Linked DNA regions of Homo sapiens: regions 2 and 3 are each linked to region 1. Evidence: chromatin loops called from intact Hi-C (ENCODE). Cell type or tissue: heart left ventricle. All regions are shown on one strand. Links, peaks and the distances in the headings refer to the core of each region. The heading gives the core; the rest is flanking DNA.

The links. Hi-C counts contacts between places; a loop is a spot of excess contacts. Peaks named below come from ENCODE experiments on the same cell type or tissue, not always from the same donor. Only the 100,000 strongest peaks of a DNase experiment are listed, where the experiment ranks them.
Region 2: it touches region 1 in a loop (3-fold over the local background); 22 of 110 quality-filtered maps call a loop at or near these places.
Region 3: it touches region 1 in a loop (3-fold over the local background); 5 of 110 quality-filtered maps call a loop at or near these places.

Annotation. Positions count from the first base shown.
Region 1 is chr6:127,187,905-127,192,904 of GRCh38, reverse strand. All of the region lies in intron 4 of RSPO3 (R-spondin 3), which reads right to left. The region is part of intron 1 of LOC105377989 (a long non-coding RNA gene); the gene reads left to right. Among named protein-coding and RNA genes, the nearest start is that of RSPO3, 72 kb to the right of the region's middle. In heart left ventricle, for the core only: a CTCF peak has its summit at 2,132; no DNase peak of the experiment used is centred there; H3K27ac peaks cover 1,662 bases.
Region 2 is chr6:126,801,577-126,809,041 of GRCh38, reverse strand. No RefSeq gene overlaps it. Among named protein-coding and RNA genes, the nearest start is that of RSPO3, 310 kb to the left of the region's middle. In heart left ventricle, for the core only: a CTCF peak has its summit at 4,605 (motif pointing left); no DNase peak of the experiment used is centred there.
Region 3 is chr6:126,030,514-126,037,978 of GRCh38, reverse strand. The region is part of intron 12 of TRMT11 (tRNA methyltransferase 11); the gene reads right to left. Among named protein-coding and RNA genes, the nearest start is that of TRMT11, 48 kb to the right of the region's middle. In heart left ventricle, for the core only: a CTCF peak has its summit at 4,166 (motif pointing left); no DNase peak of the experiment used is centred there.

The DNA of each region.
Region 1 (5,000 bases), core at 1-5,000:
CTTCCTTTTTTATTCTGGTGACTTTTCATTGATGTGGTTAATATTTTTTTCAGGCTTTTTTGGCAATTTTGCAAACTAAGCATTCCAGTTATGACAATCTGACATATATACACACACATATATATATACACACACACGTGTGCTTTGCCATTCACTGAATATTCATGTTTGTGTGCATGTGTACACGCACGTACCTGCCTGAACTGGGTTTTGGAACATTCTAGTGATTAAAACAGCGTTCATCTCCCCTTGATGTTCTACCTATGAGGGTGTTTGGGTAGAAAACATCAAAGAGAATTTGCTATTAGCAGTCAAGTACAATCTGAGCCCTTGCAGAGAAGCACTATGGTGTAACATTTAAGTACACTGTCCTTAGGGCCAGAAAAATGCTGTTTTCAAATTCTAGGTCTGCCACCAACTAGTTGTGTGAACTCTGGCAAGTTGTTGATATTTCTCAGGATTAACTCTCTGATATATTTAAAATGTGAATAATCCTTACTTCTTGCTAAACTTCATAAGGATTAAATGAGATGCTGGTAGAGCATTTAGCATGGTGACTGGCATATGTTACTCATGGGACAAATGAAAACTAATATTATTAACCCCTTGCACAAACATGAACAAAGCCCCTACTCTGTGCCAAAAATGTGTGATAAAACCTGGGGATATAAGTTAGATATGGAGACTGCCAATAATTATAGTCACATGTTAATGCTAAAATAGAGGTGTGTACAAGGTCCTGTTGGGGGTACAGTGGGAAAGCATTGAACTCCATGAAGAGAGACTGAAAATGATTTCAGAGACTGAAAATAATTCCCCTGATGTAATGATGTTTGAGGTGAGCCTAAAAGAATGACTGAGAGTTTGCTAGGCTGATGAGGGAAGAAGTGCATGCCAGGCAGTGAACATGCACTAAGGCATGCAAGGACATGGTGAATCTGGGGCATTGAAAGTCAACTTCCTTGGTTTGATCAGAGTCTATATATAGAATATTACCCATAGAAGCTGGAAAGATATACGGGCTTCAATTGCCATGTTGGGAGTTTGTCCTGAGGACCAGTGTACTGAAAACTAGAGAAGGGCAAGTATTGAATTCAGATAGCAGGCCAGAGTTTGGATGTTTCTGTGATGAGTTTAGAAAAGGCCAATAGGCTATTCTTACATGTTGACCTTATTTCCTATTTCAGAAAATTGCTGTAAGTAATAAGATGCTGTAGAGGGAATGTAGTCAGTGGTTGGTATTTTTGAGCCTTAATTTTTGAAAGAGTAGCTAAAATCTCCATGTAGACCAAAAAGCCATATTTAAGATTTTGTTGCATAGTAGTATCACATAATTGAATTGATAATTGTTATTTTTAAGATTCTGAAATTATTTTCTGTTAGTATAAACACATACAGTCTTTTACATAAACATTTCCTATGGCCTTCTGCAGACAATGTTCCAAAACATATAAAAATACAGATTCCTAGATCCCACCCTTGGAGATTATGATTCAGTGGTTCTTATGAGGGGCCCAAGAACCTGTAGTCAACAACAAGTTCACACCCCTCCCCCCCAGTTTATTTTGATGTGCAACCACATTTAAAAGCCAAAGCTGCAGAGCAACAGAAGACCCAATTTCTTCAAATATATACTCTCAAAACTTACTTCAAATTGCATGGTTGCTCCTTTGTTTCTTTCATTTTTCCTAATGAATATCAAATACGTTTTTGACTTACTGTAGCTACTAATTTTAAGGCAAGTTTTCTTAATAGATAAATTTGGAATAGGCACCCAGATATAAATTAAATTAATTGCAGGTTATCTTTTTAAAACCTGTTCAAGTGCATATATGAACTAGAAAAAATAAACATGTAAAAAATGACAAAGAGAGTGATCCTGAATTATTCTTCCTAACTTGTATATATTTAAATTCCAAGTGAAAATGCAAACCATAGAACACGTTCAATATCCTTTAAACATAATGAGGTTATGAAAAAAAGAGTTGCTTTCCCTAGAATCACAACTGTAATTCACTTATTGAGAACCACTTAAATTATGAATAGCAGCTATTTTCTTGATGTTTGGATAAAATCTGTCTATAGGTCTTCATAAAAGCTGCTGCTTTGTGAATTTCTTGCGAAGTGTCACTAAGGGGAGCCATTGAGCTGTAAGTAGTTCACTTCCCAAGACAAACTAGGTTATAATTTTTACCCAAATGCTAAAAATGTATTCCACATTACAGACTGAGGACTAAATATCACGAATTATATGACTCAAACCAATTAAATAAGTATTACATTTTTCTTTTCTTTTTATTTGGTGTGGAATGAAATTCAACTGGAAGCCCATGGCTTTATGCCTTCTATAAAGCACTCACAGTGTGAAAAAGGGGTTGATCTTATTATTTTTGAATCTGGAATTGGACCTGATTATTATGTATAGAGAATGAAAATTCCAGCTTTTGTTCTTTTTTCTTTTTTGTTTTTTGTTTTTGAGACGGAGTTTTGCTCTTTTTGCCCATGCTGTACTGCAATGGCGCAGTCCTGGCTCACTGCAACCTCTGCCTCCCAGGTTCAAGTGATTCTCCTGCCTCAGCCTCCCGAGTAGCTGGAAGTACAGGTGCGTGCCACCGTGCCTGGCTAATTTTGTATTTTTAGTAGAGATGGGGTTTGGTTTTACCATGTCGGTCAGGCTGGTCTTGAACTCCTGATATCAGGTGATTTGCTTGCCTTGGCCTCCCAAAGTGCTGGGATTACAGGTGTGAGCCACTGTGCCCGGCCTGTTATTTTAAATTAAAATATCACTGGGAAAATTTGCAAGGAAGAGGAATTGCTATAGTATGACTTTTTTCTTTTGTGGGGGCAATTATAATGTATTGTGTAGATACATATTTACAGGCCTATATTATTATCAAGTAAATTGAGAAATGTCTTTTGTTTGTTTTAATAAAATAGAAAACTTCTTCTTGCTCTAAATTTAACCTAGGAATTTACAACAAATATAGTAAAAATATCAAAGAATGAATGTCTTTTGCTTTTTGATAAATAAGCACACAATTTCTCCACACTGAAATTTAAAGCTACCTGATTTACCTATGCGGTAGGTTACACACGAATTCTATTGCCTTTTCTATTTAATTTTCAAGATGCTTCTGATTAATTATTCAAAGAAAAATAATTTGATACATCATTACATACTCTACTAAATGCTATTAATTTGGGATATTACTTTGAGCCCACTTTTACAAAGATAGCTCTGACCATTAAAATATACTGAGATTGAAATAACATTTTATCATCAATTTCAAAGGACCAGTTTAAGAGAGGCACTCTATTTGTATCATGCTGTTTTGGGAATTTAGAAACAAGAACATAATGATTGGAAGGCACTGAGTATAAACTTTAGGAAATGAAAGCAGATAAACCCAAGCTTCTTAACATGGCCCTCAGGGTCCTTGTCCACTGTGATATGACCCCTGCTTACTTATCTACTTTGCTGGCCTCACACTTGTCTTTTTAGTCACCCCTGCACTTGTCCCACCATAATGTTTACTGATCCCATATATTGGATACATTTATCTAGAATGCAGTTTCTAGATCCCTTGCCCTAACTCAGACTTACTGTTGAATTATCTGGCCTTCAGGGAAACCTTCCTCACTCTCCTAACCTCTTCCTAGGCTGGACTATTTACATTTCTCCTCTCTGTGTTCTCAGCTCCCAATTAGGACCCTGCTGCAGATCAAGGTGAAGATGACCTGGATAGTTTGTTTTTAAAAATAGTAAGAATAATTATAACTACAATTCAACACACACTTTTATTAGGTTGGTGCAAAATAATTGTGGTTTGTGCCATTACTTTTAATATGTACCAGGCCAACTTCTAAGTAAGAGTACGGTGCCTAGAAGCTCTATTCAACCCCTGTTCTACAGATGAGGATAAGGAGGGTTCCTAACCACAGCACCCTTCTGCCTCCACATTATTTCTCAATAGAGCACAATGTGACATGCCATCCTTGTTTATGTCACTTCAGCTACTGAGGCAAGGAAAGAGCCCAGCTGTGGACTAACTGTTTAAAAGAGAGGAGTTTTATAAAAATCAAGATTTGGAGTGTACTTTCTTAATCTCTTGAAATTTGAATTTGCTGGGCAAGGAAAAGCTGCTTATCAGAAATTAACTCAGAACTTAATAGCATTTGGAATAAACTTTTTGAGTCAGCACCATTCAGCACTATCTCATTCTCTATTCTCTTTCTTTTTATTTTTGCTACAAGCCTATATTTTAGTATTTCCACTCCCCCAACATATAGAGGTATGATATATATATATATATATGTAACTTGAAAATTATACATCATTTATATCTAATTTAGAAATAATTTTCCATTAGACTACTACTGTTACATTTTTGAAGCTTTAATGAAATTATCACATATTTTCATATTTTGTTATACTTAATACTAAAAAAGAGAAAGAAAAATTATATAGCTTTAAAATTTTAAAATGCTACTTGAGGTTTGAATGCAGTCCTATTATAAATCATTTCACCTTATAGCAGACATCATAAATATCAGTAATCACAACTTTTTAGAATGTGTATTTTCATAGTCTGCTTTAAGCATAATAAACTCTCTTTTGCCTAATTAAATACCTTCCTTACAAATGGACCATTGCCAATAGGCCTTTACAAATTTTTTTCTCTGTTGTTTAAATAATTTTATTATCCACTAAAGACTCAGAATCTGAAATTTTGAATGTTGGCTCAATGTCGTGACAGAGGTTTCCATAACCCTTTCATTCAAGCTAACTCCATTCCACCTCATTGCTTCTGCTGCCTGGAACCCCAGCCTGGAATCCTTGCTTCCATTTAAAAGGGCCATTAGCTGGAGTCCAAAAGAAACTATTAAAGGCACTGGGTATTGCATACTAGGATGCCTTCCTGTTCTATGTTAAAAGAACAGTTAAAAGTGATCAGGGGAGAAAGTACCCAAAGATTTTTAAAAATATTGGCAATGTTTAC
Region 2 (7,465 bases), core at 1,514-6,513, 390 kb after region 1:
AACTCCAAAATTATATTATTTTATGACATTCAAAATAAAGATACACAAACATCTTTGTTAGAAAGTTCCATTCCCACACAGTGTTCTGATTTTTAAAAAAGATCAAAAGCAACTAAAATAGAAATTTATTTTTCAATCTTGTATAGAATACTCAGTCTTATTGAATGTCATATGACACCTTTCTTATGTCCTGGAGGGGGGTGGGGGGTGGCTGTCAGGGAAGGGATTTTCCCCTTGGAGGAAAGCTTTTCTTCATAAAAGACTGACAGGCAGTGCGGTAAAACTAATGCTATTGCTGGTCCTCCTCCTGAGACCAGTTTAGCCACGCTTTTTTTTTTTTTTCTATGAGGACCTTCGGGATTGGCCTTGGAAGCATTTTTGTTTCCTCCATTAAATGTGGAGAAAAAAATGTGGTGGAAAACACTGCTGGAATTCACATTTCTAATGCAACCCACCTAATAATATAACTTTGTATAAACAATTTTTTCCTATTTGTTCTGAGTCAATACTCTATAAAATAGAGACACATTATCAGTTAGCTAGCTCCAGGAATAAAATAGACAAGCTAAAAACAGTATTCATTTGAGCAAATGTATAACATTGAATTACTATGATGCAGCCTTTTAGGTAGTAACTTGTTGGAGTCTCTAATCCCCAAAATACTGAGTACCACAAATTGTATTTGTAGTAATATTTAGCAAATTAGGAAATCAAAGAAATGTCTTAGCTTTTTGCTTCTGCTTAGCACATCATTGTGGATATTATCTATGAAGAAAACAAACACACATAAAAAACTTACTTATGATAAAGTATATTCATAGGAACAATACACTAGGATGCATTTTCAAAAGCACTGTTTTTAGGACATAGGGATTGTGATGTCTTGAAAAAAAATCAAGTATCATTATGAAAACAGAGTATCATGAAATATCATGTGCCTTTAATAACTTCCTTATGCTGTGAAGTCATGCAACAACTCATTTATTATTTCATTCATGAGCGCTTGCCATGTGCTCTAGGCACTGGGATGAGGAGATGAACAAGATAGACAAAAGTCTCTGCCTTCATAGACTTTTTATTGTACTAGGAAGTGACAAGGATACCTTTATAAATATTCAGAATAATGACAGGTGATGATAAATGCAATGAAAAAAAGGTAAAGCATCCCAAAGGGTAGAGATTGAGCACATGTGCAGAGGAATGGAGGAAGAAGTGGACCTGGGTGGTGGAAGAGGGAACATTTGAGCAGAGAGAAGAACAAAGTGAGGGAGGGAGCCATGGGGAAAACAGGACATGAGGAAAAGGGGAATTCCAGCAAGAGGCATGAGAACATGCAGAGGTCCTGAGGTCTGTTCAAATAAGAGGCCAATGTGTTTGGAAAAGAGCTGGTTGAGTGAGTAGAGGAGCGTGGTAAGAAATAAGCCTGAAAAAAGGAGGGAATGGGAGGCTATGGAGAGCCTTCAGGCCATCTTAAATAGTTCATATTTTCCTCTATCGCTTATATTTTCAAACAGAAGTTATATGTCTGTAATTTATACTATGTTTAGGAAAAGCAATATAATGTAGCCAGCAGCATTTTTATAATCACTGAAATATTTCATAATTAAAGATCTATGATACAGCAATAGAATCAATCACTGAAATATTTCATAATTATATTAAAGATCTATGGTATAGCAATGGATTGAGACACTTTTATCATTCATCTTTTATTTCTGTTTCGTTTTCTTTACGGTCCATGATGCTTTCATGAAATAGAGTGTATTACTCTTTTATATTACAAGTGATAGCAAAGTATTGGTAGTATTTACCAATATTACAAAAGACTATGTTGAAAAGTGGCTTTATAATTATTGTAAAAATTCCAAAATTTGCCTACCTTAAATAATCTTGGAAATGTCATTGTGTAGGTAAAAAGTAAATGAAGTCAGGATATCAAATAGTAAAAAGACTTGATTTTGTTAGCTTTTCAGATCTCTTCTGACTACCCGGTATGTGCCAGACATGGTGTTAAATTTTGCAGGTTTGAATCAATTAAGATATTGTTCTTTGTTTTAAAGTACTCATAATCCATGAAAAGAATTGTAGTGGGATACATTGAATTTCAACCCTAAAATGGGATACATTTCATAAAAGTGTGCACAGAATAATAAAGTTGCCTTCCTACTCTTGTTCTGAATAATTTAAATCATCTTGCCTAACAGAACAGATGAGAGAGATGCCCTAGTCTGGCCAAGTAGCAGAAAGCAGTAGTGAGGAGCACCAGCACAAGGATGTCCAAGATGTGTTAGAGAAGCTCTCTGGTTTCAATACAGGACAATGTACAGTCAAAGAGATAGTGTGATATTATGGAAACACACAATTTTCAGAGCCATACATACATACAGGCATACAGGGAGACATACAGCTTTCTCTCAAAGAAGCATCTGAATTTGAGTATATTGAACTTTTTGACCCCTGTGTAAGATGGAGATAACAATAAATTTTTGCAAGGGTGTTTTGAGGTGTAAATCAATTCACATAGTTCACTGCACTTGCCATAGAGTAGGTTAGCTCCCCATCTGGCTGAACAATAAAAATAAACTTTCTTCTGTGGCGCAGGACTTATTTAACAGTGGACAGCTCTGTAGCTGTTCTCAATGTCACAAAATTGCAGTGAATACTAGACCTTGAGTATATAACTTACCTACCCCATAAAGGTGTTGGGAAGATGAATATTTGTAAGGTACGTTAATTACTCACGGGTCAAAAGCGCTTGTGAGTGCAAAGTCCCCTTCATAGGCATTATCACCAGCAGGTTCCACTGCTTTCCCTCAGAAACACTGTGAGAGAGAAAAGATGCCTTTTAGGAAAGCAAATTTTCTTATGTTTTCCTTCTGCCACCACTGGAAGAAAAATGCAGTATTTCAACGAGAAATATTACCACATTGCTTGTTCTTGAGGGATTTCCAGAAGAAATACCACAAAAATGCTTTTCTTTGAGGGTATTCAGACTAAAATTCTTACAGATTGAATACATATCAACATAGCTCATATGTAGTATATAGTCTGGTTTTTATTGTTGTTGTTGTTCTAGAAAGAGTGACATGTGGAAATCCAAGGAATTTCTTTATTTGATGGAGGACAGAGAGTGATTAGTCTGCTAACATGAAAAGCAAATTCCTCTGAACAATCCTGAGCAATACAGAACTCCCATTTACAAGATGAAAAAAAAGACCCCCAAATTAAGTAAAGCAATACCAATTTAATAATAAAAATACGAGTATAAATTTTGCAAAGGAATTTTTTTTAACCTTTCAATGCAGATGATGGCAGATTTTATACCTTCCTTTTAGAAGGCCTCTTTTCAATTAAAAAAAAATATTATTAGTGCTTTGGTAATTTGACAAGGAAGTAGTTACTTCCCCCATCCCTATAAATAGAAAACTACATCATTAATTTGAGCATAGATAATGGACAACTGCTGAATTAACCAGAATCATTTAGGGTAATGGCATCCTAAAATAATAGAATCCATCAGCTTGGTTCAGCACCTACTATGTGTAATTTACTTTGGCAGTGGGAACTACCAATAAGCAGGGGAATGAGAGTAAGTAAAATGAGTATTGCCTCTAAACACCAGAATTCACACCTTAGTTTTTATATGCAGTTGGACTAGTTGCTTAACTTTCCTAGTCTTTAGCTTTTTCAGTGTGAAAGATGAAGAAAGCAGTACCATCCCTTCCATTTGTTGGGAGGATTAGGATAAAGTGAATTTTACATAGTGAGTGTTCAAAAGCTGATAGCGCTGCTGCTGTGCAAGATGAACTTATGTGGTTATTCAGGAGCTTACTGTCTATGTGAGGAAATCTAACAAACCCTAAAACAGACTTTTAAAATTAGAGATTGCACAGGAGAATAGATTGTAAAATATTAAATCAATTTCACAGCTAGGAGCATATATTTATAATTTTATGATTAGTAATAATTAAATTTTGTAAACTCAAATTCGCAATACACTTTTAGTATTCTTTTTTTAAAAATGTCAACTGAAAATATCTACTAAATTCATTATAAAATCTGGGTATTTATTTGTTATTGGCTGAAATTTTTATTTTGTTATGTTCATTACCATTTTAGTAATCTATTAATTACTGAATAATAAGGTAATAATAACATATGAAATTATGCTGATTCCTCAGAAACTGGGTCTGAGATTCTAACTCCAGCTACTAACTTTGCCATAACTAACTTTTTTTAGTGTTCTCTGAAATAAAAGTTCTGGGATAAATTTCTCCTCTATGTTTATCTATGAGAAATGATACTTCAAGCCGAACAAACTGTGTTCGTTCTCTCCCACACACAGAACATGAAACATTCTAAGTCTCTCCAGTGCGACTGATGATGCCAAGTTAGCCAGTGTTGGTCTGTTTTCTTTAAATGAGATGGCTGTGTGTGTGTTCATTTGAATAACATGTTGGCTACTGAAAGACTTTCAGCATCTATAGTTAATTAAAAAGGAAAGCACAAGTTTTAATTTCTTCTTGTACTCTTGTTACTAAAAATTTCTCTTCAGAATCTGAAGCTAAACCTTTCTTCTCTGACCCCAGCCTTGTTAGTGCTGCCACCTACAGGAAAATATGGTAGCAAAATAATGAGGCATTCATGTGAAACCCTGTAACCGAATGGACCTCCTCCATCTGCCCCTATACTAACCTCTGTAAGCCACTGCTAACACACACAAATAATAGTTGCACACATATGCATACATGCTCTCCAAATTTACTCGCTCAGGTGTTCCATTCCTGATGGTTTACAGTGACTTAACTCTACTAAGTCAGTATACTAAATTGTAATGGTCTATTCTCTCCTTTATGCCAGTCCCTGCATTTTAAAAAGTAAAAATTGGTAGTGTTTTGTCTGTCGTATGCCTGGATTGAATTTTTATGCCCACTAATATTCATACTGAAATGTCAGGCTGGACACTTGTGTTGTAATTACATAACATGAGGAGAAAAGTTGAGTGATGTGGTGAATGAAGTGTTGGCTTTTTGCCAGAGATGCAGGTTTCAATCTGACCTATAGTTCTAGACAATATGAATAGTCTTAGCCCGGTCCCTAGGGTCAGTGGTCTATGGCAGATAAACCTTTGAATGTAATTCAACACAGTAGGCAGTCCTGTGAGGTTGAAAGCTGGGACTGTGTTTGCAAAGAGGATTAAATACTTCCCCACTTAGACAGGGAGAGAGAAAGAGCGAGAAACTTTCTTGCTAAGACTTCAATTCATTGGAAACATTCACACCTGAGTTCTTTGTACCTGTTACAGAGAAGCAATGGTGCCCATTTTCAAAGCCAAGCTAAAAATGTCTATAATGATATTTTTGCTTTCTGCAGTTAATCTGGCTATACTTTCAGTAAAGAAGTAGGGCAATTTCCTCCCAAACCTTTAGGCCAACATCACCATCAAGAACATTTCATTTCCCCAGCTGTTGCCAAGGATGGGTCAGGAAGGTAAATGTGTCAACCCCACTCCCAGTATAGTCAAATTGGTTGTTGCTTCCTGGAGAGCTGTGTTGAGAAGGTTGAGGTAAAGCCTGGACTCAGCAGGAAATTGTGCCCTGATTAAAATAATGGCTGCCAGAGGTGAGATCCCCAGAGGTGGTTCTGCGTATATAACCTATTTGGCCATCTCTGGTCTACATGCTATAAAATTCGTTTCGAAAGAGTTCTTTTTAAAAAAATATTTTCCCCACTAGAGAAAAGTCTACAGGAAATATAGAAATATTGAAAATGATAATACAAGCTTAAATATATAACACATTTCCATCATATTTAGATAGGAAGGCAACAGTTACTGGCAGGGTGTTGAGTGAAAACAGGATTGTGGGTTTTATGCATTTAGATGAGTTGGGAATACTTGTAAGTAGGGCAGTATGGAACAAGGATACAGAACCACATTACCATTTTAAGTCCCGTTAAGCAATTTGCCAGCTCTGTAACGTGGCTCATTTATGCACATTGGCAGACCCTTGTAGGGCCATAGCCTGAGACTGGCTCATATGCAACAAGATTTCCTTTCTGAGGCAGTCATCACTCGAGTCTCTATGCTGCTTTGGTATGACATCTCGTGGCTGTTGATTTGACTTCCTGCCTTACCTTTATCTAGGATCCTGATACCTGTATATCTTCCAGTTCTGGACTCCTCACTGGGTTTGAGTCCGCACTGGGGTTCTCCCAGCTTTGTCTCAGCAACATAGCCCAGTTTTTGGCATCTCTCCAATCACCCAGGTTGTGTCCATACATGATTCCTATCTTAGAATCTTTATTTTGCTGCTTTGCATGACCCTGTTTCCCTGCATAGTGTCAGTATAGCAGATAACAAACTGGGAAGAAAAAGTCACTCTAGCAAAGGAAAGAACTTAGGAAAAAGGTAGAAGCAAAAATAGAAATAGGTCTAGGAGAAATCAGATTAGTAGATTACCTTGGAGAATGGCGGGAGGACAAATTATAGGTAAGATATCAGGAGAAATGTTCTGTGTGGTCCCATAAGAAGTTCAAGCAGATGATTAATGAATGTTTTGGTCAGATTCATTATAGGAAATAAAGAATACGGAAAATCAGTTTTTCTCAAGAAACTTGGGAACTTGGAGCCTTAAAGAACTGTTGAAGGAAACTCTGGGGAACATAGTGGTCTAGTGTCAGAGGCACAGTGGAGGAAGGGGAAAGAAAGCTTGATGAGCGAGAAGGTAACACTTAGTCACTTTAGGTAATGTGCCGTGTTAATTCTTTGCTGCAATTCCCTGGGGGTCCAGTAACCCTTAATACCACCCACTCTTGAGTTTGTAGATGATTATTTTAGTGGCAATTAAAACAGAGGTGAGTGTGTCTGTGTGTGTGCGTGTGTGTGTGTGTTTTAATAAAGTAGGCTTATGTGAAATTGTTTCAGGGAAAAAAAACATCCCCAGAGCAACGTGAATTTCATTCCCAGGCCCTTTCTTTTCTTCCCCAAAAAATAAAATAAAAGACCCTGACTCTAAGATTTAGTTTTGGAATGGCTGATTTAATCCCTGCTGTTAGGACCTCACACTTTCAAAAATTAATTGGGTCAATCAACATGCCAGAAAGCAGAAAAGCAAAGCACACTTTAGTTAAATTCTAAAAGGGAAGGTGCTTCTTAAATTCACTGTTGCTTGCATACCGCATATTCACATAAAAGTACCATAGCTTACTCATTTCTCTAACCATAAATTTCTGAAGGTTGAGAAATAATGAGATATTATCCTAAAATATACAAACACTGTAGGTATGTGTTGATAGATAAAGTACCAAGTAAACAGGAGATGCTCCTAAACTAGCTCTAAAAAGATTCATTTAGTTTCTTAAAAAAATAAATAAACAAAAATAAAACAAAAAAGCATCAAGCAATTTAAATATTTCATAAATGAAGAGTATGGTATAGACGGTTTTTCCATGAAATCCACTTGCA
Region 3 (7,465 bases), core at 1,430-6,429, 1.2 Mb after region 1:
AGACATAAAATTTCATTTCCCATGTGCTTCTATAAATTCATATTCAATTACACCTGGATTAATGTGATTTTTGAGGACAGGTATGGAGACTTAAATGGAAAACATGAAGCCTAATTTTTTATCCAGATTTCAGTATCAAAATGGTAGCTAAAAATATAAAAATATATCTGGAATATAACAATCCTCAAAATATTTTTTCATTTTTGCAAAAATATTTTTGCCTGTATAAAATGAGTACCTTCATTTTTCCATCATACCTAGCATTAATAAAAAAAATCCAGGTTTAGCCAAAATAATGTTGGCACATTTGTTTATTCAGAAACTGTTTTTGCCACATATATTTTTAAAATCACACCAAAAACCCAGATTATCAAAAATTAAACATGCCCAGATTTCCTGATTCATCAAAGAGAAATAGGTAGCTACTGAAATTTTATGGCACCCAAGTATATTACAGTTCCAAATTCCTGCAAACACATGAAAACATGTTAAAGGTTACTATTAATAACTTCAGTCTACATACAATCCCCAAAAAGATAAATTTTAGAGAGTCAATGTGTAGGTATACAACTAAAGATACCAAATGAAAGGTAACATTTGCTGGTTATTTTGTATGGACCAAAAACAATACTAAATGCTTTATATGTACGACCTAACAAAACTTGTCAGCTCTAAGAAATAAGTAAACGATTAGTACCACTTTACAGATGAGGAATTACTTAAGAGTACAGGTCCAAGATAATACACCTGGTAAGTGGCAGAGCTAGGCTTTGAACACAGATCTGTTTGACTCTAAAGACTGCACCCTTAATTACAATGTAATGAGGTTTTCTCCAAAAGAGCTATCTTCTTCCCCAACTCAAGAAGCAGGAGGAGCTCTGAGAATATAGGTGATGGACTAAGGCCATGACAGCTGAGGAGCCCACCAAGAAAGAAGTAGAACTGGATGAGAGGTCTTACTAATGAAGGCCTATTAACTAAGGATATATTTCAATGGCACAGACTTTTCATATCAAGAGGAGGTGTAAGAGCCACAGGGAAGCTGAAGGATAACAAAACCCTGAAAGAACAGATGACTCCACAGGTAGACTCAAGTCTGGTCCACATATCAGGACTGTGCCAGGATAACGGCAACACAGAACAATGTTCCACCATTTAACGTCAACTACTTCAACTTTCATCAAAAGTCTGACTGAAGTCCATCAACTACTCCTCCAGGTATTCGAAATTCTGTCCTTATGTCAGTAAGATCACTAGAAAACTTGATCACTTCCTAAGCTGTGTTAGCTTAATCCTGGCAGAATGTTTTTCTTCGGTTTTTATTTTAAAGCTATGTCCAGATGCTGTCATCTTTTCAGCTACCATGTTGATCCTCACAATTCTTGGCATTGTTCCCCATCCAGTCATCAAAATCAGAAACCTGCGTCAAATCCCTCTTCTCAGATTTGGTCAGTCCTAAAATCTTAACTCGTATATCCTAAACATCTCAAATCCACTTCTCTCCACTCATAACTCCAACATTTAATCTAGGCCTCCCTCATCCCCGCCTCTTTTCCGTAAATGGCCAGCTGCCCTGCCTCCAGTGTTTCCTTCCCTAGTGTATTCTCCATACTGAGACCAAACCTAATTTATTAAAATGCAAATTTAATATGCCAACCGCTTGGCTAAAATCTAAATAAGTTCAAATTGTCCATAATTCTCAGGCTTTCCCTTGATATCTGGGGCTTACATTCAATTACCTATCACTTTGCAGAATGACATCTCACTTTCCTCTGTACAAGGGGAATCAGAATGCAGTCAGGTATTCTAGCTCTGCCCTCATGTCCACTATTCTCCTCATGGCCCCTCTAGGCCATGCAAGATCACCTCCCCCTCAAACTGCCTGTGGATTACTTCATGGAATATTCTAGAACTGCAGTAGTAAGGAGGCTAAGGTAGGACAGAAATGTGATTCCAGCAAGCTGACCCAGGCTCAATTACTAGCGTGCCTAGCTGACCTAAGCTGTGGTTATGCAGCTCACAAGAGGGAGGCAGAAGACAAAGCCCAAAGCACAATGGAAGATGGGCTTCCTCTACGGACCAAAGGAAGGGATTAATAAAATAGTTTATCTTTGACCAGAGGGATAGAAATAGGGCAACTATTGGTAATAAAATCAGAGAATATAAAGATTAGAGTCAGAGACTGGGAATGAACAGCAAAAGCCTGAAAAATCCAAAAGTAATGATTAAAATGTATGCTAACGATTATTGAGAAAACACTCACTACTTAAGACATTCTTTTCTGTAATAGTTTAGACCTCTCAGAATAAAGGCAAAATAAGCCCTTAACCGACCATGTGTTCTATTCAGTGCTATGGGGACACGGTGGCAAAGACATACATGCTACTGGAGAAGGTGGGAAAGATCATTAACCTTAGAAATGCAACTCCTGGGGAGAAAATGCTATTTTCTTATTTCCCAGGTAGTAGAGCAGAATCAGTGTGAAGTGTATGTTTGGGTTCTGTGCTAAAATGTCCCCTTTCTAGAAGACCAAATGACTCCTGATTGCAAAACACAACATCTATCATTTATAACAGAAACTCTGGAAAACCCAAAAGCTCCAAATCCCTTACACAGCCAGAGATCTGGCAGGCGCCAGTCTATTATCTAGCAGCACAAGTCCTGCTTCGAGTAAGACATTCCAAGGACTTTGGCTACTATTTTCACTTAAGTGGAAAGACCATAGTTCATAAAATATTTCTCACGAAACACTCAGTATGTCTATGGTCCAACACATATCACATATAATCATACATATAAATACCACATATCTATGAACAATACACATTTAAAATATACCCAGACCATACGAAATATACTATACTCTATGCAGCATTCAGAACTTTTATTACCTTAATGCTAAAAAAAAATGGCAAACTCATTTTTTGTTTTCTCTTTTCTCTCTACCTCTCTTTCATCCTATCTTTGGTTTAGTTTGCCAGGGCTTACATCTGAGACGATGATATTCAACTCTACATATTTTTCATCACCTTTTCATGACTCTTCTCTATTCACATTCCCTGCGCGTCTCAACCAGGAATATCTGCAAGTTGTTTTTTTTTCAGCACAGTATCTCAAAGGCCAAAGTGCTTACTTAAAAGGAGAAGAGTATCCTCAGCAAACACAATCTTTGATCTCCCCATTAACTCAAGCTCATCCCAGTGTTTGACTTTTGGTTTCGCTAACATTTCTAAATCTGTCTACCACTATTCATTGTGATATCACCTACGTATCATAAAACCCGAGTTCTGCCAAAGTTTAGTAAGCAAAACCTATTTGATGGAAAAATAAAAACACACAAGAATTAGGAAATGGCAAGAGAGAAGACTATGGTGATAAAAAGACTACAATTTCCAAATTTCTTAACCATTGATAGTAATTAAGACGATATGAATAAAATATTAAGACTATTGACTATACTATTATCATTTTTTATAATCAGAAGAGTTTCTGTAGGTAAATTTGTGCTAGCCATAAATGGCTACATAAGGAAGACATACAGCATTCAGCCCTATCATTTATCCTTTTAAGACAATCAGCAATTGTAAACATTATAAGAAATACACAAGTTATGATTCAAGAAAGGAAGATATATTTCCTACCAAACTATGTGTTATTACATAATTATTTAATTTTCCGTATCTTTTTGCAGAAAAGTATCATCTAAATTTTACAGATAGGGACACAAGGGGGCTAAAGAGTTTAAATAATCTACCACAAATCACACAGCTGGTAAGTAGCATTGCCAGAATTGTAGCCTAAATCAGACTTCAAAACTCATGTTTTTCCCATTGTGATTCTCTTTTTTTTTTAGTAGAAATTACATCAAAACAATGGCTAAAGAGTTAATTTCCCACATGGTGGATTAGTGGGTCATTCAAAATAGAGTTTGACATTTAGAGGACATTCCTCACTGAACAGCAACATTATGGTAGCACATATTTCAGATCTAAAGTTTTAGGCAGGACTCCTTTAACCACTGTCCCACCCAGCCAATTTCCTGTCCTATCAGTACTGCTAATTCTAAACATAAACCACTCGAGGAATTTTAACACACTTGCCAAAGAAACCAAAGGAAGGCTTACAAATTGGTAGTTAACTTTCATGTGTACACTACCCTCTGCTGGCTGGAGCATAGCAATCCTTCTTTAGAGTACTTCCTGATGTGAACTGAAATAGCTTACAGCACAGCAGACCATGCATCTGCCAGGAGCACCGTTTTGATAGCTGTTTGTGAGTCCCGGATTGCTGTAAACATCGAGAGTCCCACAGTCCCAACATGACCAGGCTGGCCTTTTCCTCAGGGAATGTTAGCATTTATTCACACCATTTCATTTTTAAATAATGATGGAGAAATAGACAACTACATATTCACCTCAGCGATTCTAACGTGTAACACTGTCTCAGTGTCCGACCTAAAATTCCAAACTACTCTCTAGAACAAGAAAGAAAGGTATATAAACGTGACCTTATTCAAGTCAATCTATGTTTACAACTATATATCAAAAATACAGCATTAAAAAGAACCCAAAAAGATGCTAAAGCGATTTCAGCCACTTATAATAAATTTTAATCTAATGGGGAATTCATTCTCAAGAAAATAAATCAAGCTGTATGTTCTGTAGTCACATTTGAAACTGCTGCTTTAAACACAACTCATGACCCTCTGGATTATACTGTGAGAATACATATATAAAAAAAGTTTCTCAAACTGACCATCATAAACTGCTCAGACTTCCAACATACGAAAGATTCTTCATTGAGAATTCCACTTAGATAAAACGATCCTCCTAATTACTGCCTTCTCCCAGTATTTGCTATTCTCTTTTATCACCTCCTTCTTAAATAAAGGGAAGGTGTTATAATTTTCCACAATACGTCAATTCAGCTGCTTTATTGGTTTGCTTCTCATGAGAAATGAGGCCTAGGGATCATAGGATTAAAATGTTTTTGTCCCACTGATTTTTGAAGAGTAGTATCAGGGTAATGATAAAATTCAATGTATTTTCAAACAGAAAACTTTTGGCTACCATAACTATCTGTTCCTACTCTTCCTTTAAATGGATGATTTAAATACCACTGATGTGATTGTTTTTATTCTAGAACAGCCTAGAGTAATCACTTAAAAGTCAGTATTCTTTCCATAAATATTTATTGCATTGTGAGCAAAAGAGTCAAGTTCCGTGAATTCACAGAGCTTGTACGTACAGTGGTGGGAGAGACAGACATTAAACAATGTACATCCAGACATATACTTACAAACTGTGATTAAACACTGGCAAGAAAAGAATATGGGAAGAATAGAAGGAAACACCTATCCAGAAGCGGTGAAGGGAAAGGACAAGAAAGGCTTCTCTCAGGAAGTGACATTTATCTGAGACCTAAAGGATGAATTAAATTTACTCATATGAAAAGAGGGGAAGAAAACATTCTAGGAAGAGGAAACACAGTGCGTGTGAGAAGACTCTGAGACTAAAAGGAGGTAAATCCATTCTGGGACCTGAAAGACTACGGCCAGGGTGGATAACAACTGGTAAGCAAAAGGGAAGGTGGCACAAGATGAGACTGGACAGGCCAGAAGTAGATCAGGCTGACATAAAGGTTATGTAAAGGATTCTGAATTTTATTCTAAATTCCGCAGAAAGCCATTGATGAGATTTAAGCAGAGGAGTTTCCTTATCTATTTATATTCTGAAAGATACTCTGGCCACCATGTAGGGCATGGAATGGAGGGAGAAACTGCAGAAGCAGAGAAATCAGTAGAAGATTATTACAGCAGCCTAAGAAAGCAGTACTGCCCCATGGTCCTGGGAGTAGGGATGGGGAATAAAAACATATACAAGAAAACAATCATCCGCTCAGTTGTCCCAAGCCAGATTTCTGAAACATCACCCTTAGCTCATCTCCCTCACCCCAATTATCCAATTAGTCACCGAGTCCTGCCATATCTACCTCCCCGCAAAATTCTCAATTCCAACAAGTCCCCTACAATCTCTATTCTAGCTTCCTTGGTTTATAGCCTCACCATCTTTGCCTGACTATTCCAGGAGCCCCCTCAGTAGTATCACAGCTAACTTTCCACAGCTCAAATTCACTAACACAGTGAAGCTAGGAGGACCTTCACAGAACACAGAGCTTCTGCCACTCTCCAAACATCCCTATGGGCTTGCCCTTTTACCAACAGGATAAACTTGAAACTGTTCAGTAGGTAAGGTCCCTCAACACTGGGCTTCCCTCTCTTTAGTCTTCCAGGTCATCTCCAGCTGATCCTCCCCCACTGCTCAGTATTTCCAGCTACACTGAAGTCCAGGGTTCCCCACATATACCACAATGCCTCTCATGCTTCTGTATCTTGCTTAAATTTTTGGCTTTCCAACCAAATTCCCCATCTCTTTTGCCTCAAGCACCATCTCCTTAGGTAGGTGCTTTCCTATGTTCACACAACACCTCTCACAGATCACTACAGAACACAAGATGCTATGTTGGAATATGGTTTGAGTGGCCATTTCTCCTGATGTGCAAGTTTTCTAAGGATAAGAAGCCTTAGTCTGTTCAGCCCCAACACCTGACACGAATGGTCCCATAAACACATGTTGCGTGATGAAAACTATGGCCTTCCTCTCAAGGAACAGGTAATTAAGTAAGAGAAATAAAGTATACAAAAATAGGAAAAGTATATGAATGTAAAAATTGTTAAGCAAATGGCTTTTTTTCCTATTTCTCATAGTACCTTTTCTAAAAGTTCACCTGTCCTCAATTCTTACATTTAGTATCTGCTTATTTACTCAGCAAAAACAAAAACAAAAAAACTTGCATCCTTCTTTACAGAGCAAACAGCAGTTATCAGATATGAATTTCCTCAACCTCCTTGCCCCAACCACCATGCCCATCCTCTACTACAAACTGGCTCCTACTCGCTTCACTGTAAAGTCTCATCTCCTGCACCGCTCCCTATCAATATAATGATCAAGTCAAAATTCTCTCCTGGTGTCCCTTCATTGCCAAGAGTTAATTTAATAGAATTCCTGAAACTTCAGTGAAAATATCTAACAATGGTCATCAATTTATAAAATCACTATTCTTTAAAAATAAGATATTTCCACTTTCTAGAGGATGAAGTTGCAGAGCTCTATAGTCATTCAGCAGAAAACCAAATGGCTTCTATTTTAATTGTAGGTCAGGTTTAAGCTGTCCTTTTACTCACTGACAGTTCCTGATAATGATATAATGATTTCTTCTACCTCCCTAGTATTAACCTTAAGTCATTTATAGTCTCAAAGTGACAGTAGTTTATACAAAACAGCAGCTTCATTGCAAACGCTTGAATACAAATGGCTTATGAAATTTATTCTATGATAAGTGAAAACCAGTGATGCTGTCACCATAGTGAAAGCCACCAAACTAGAAGTGTTCATCCAATTTTGTG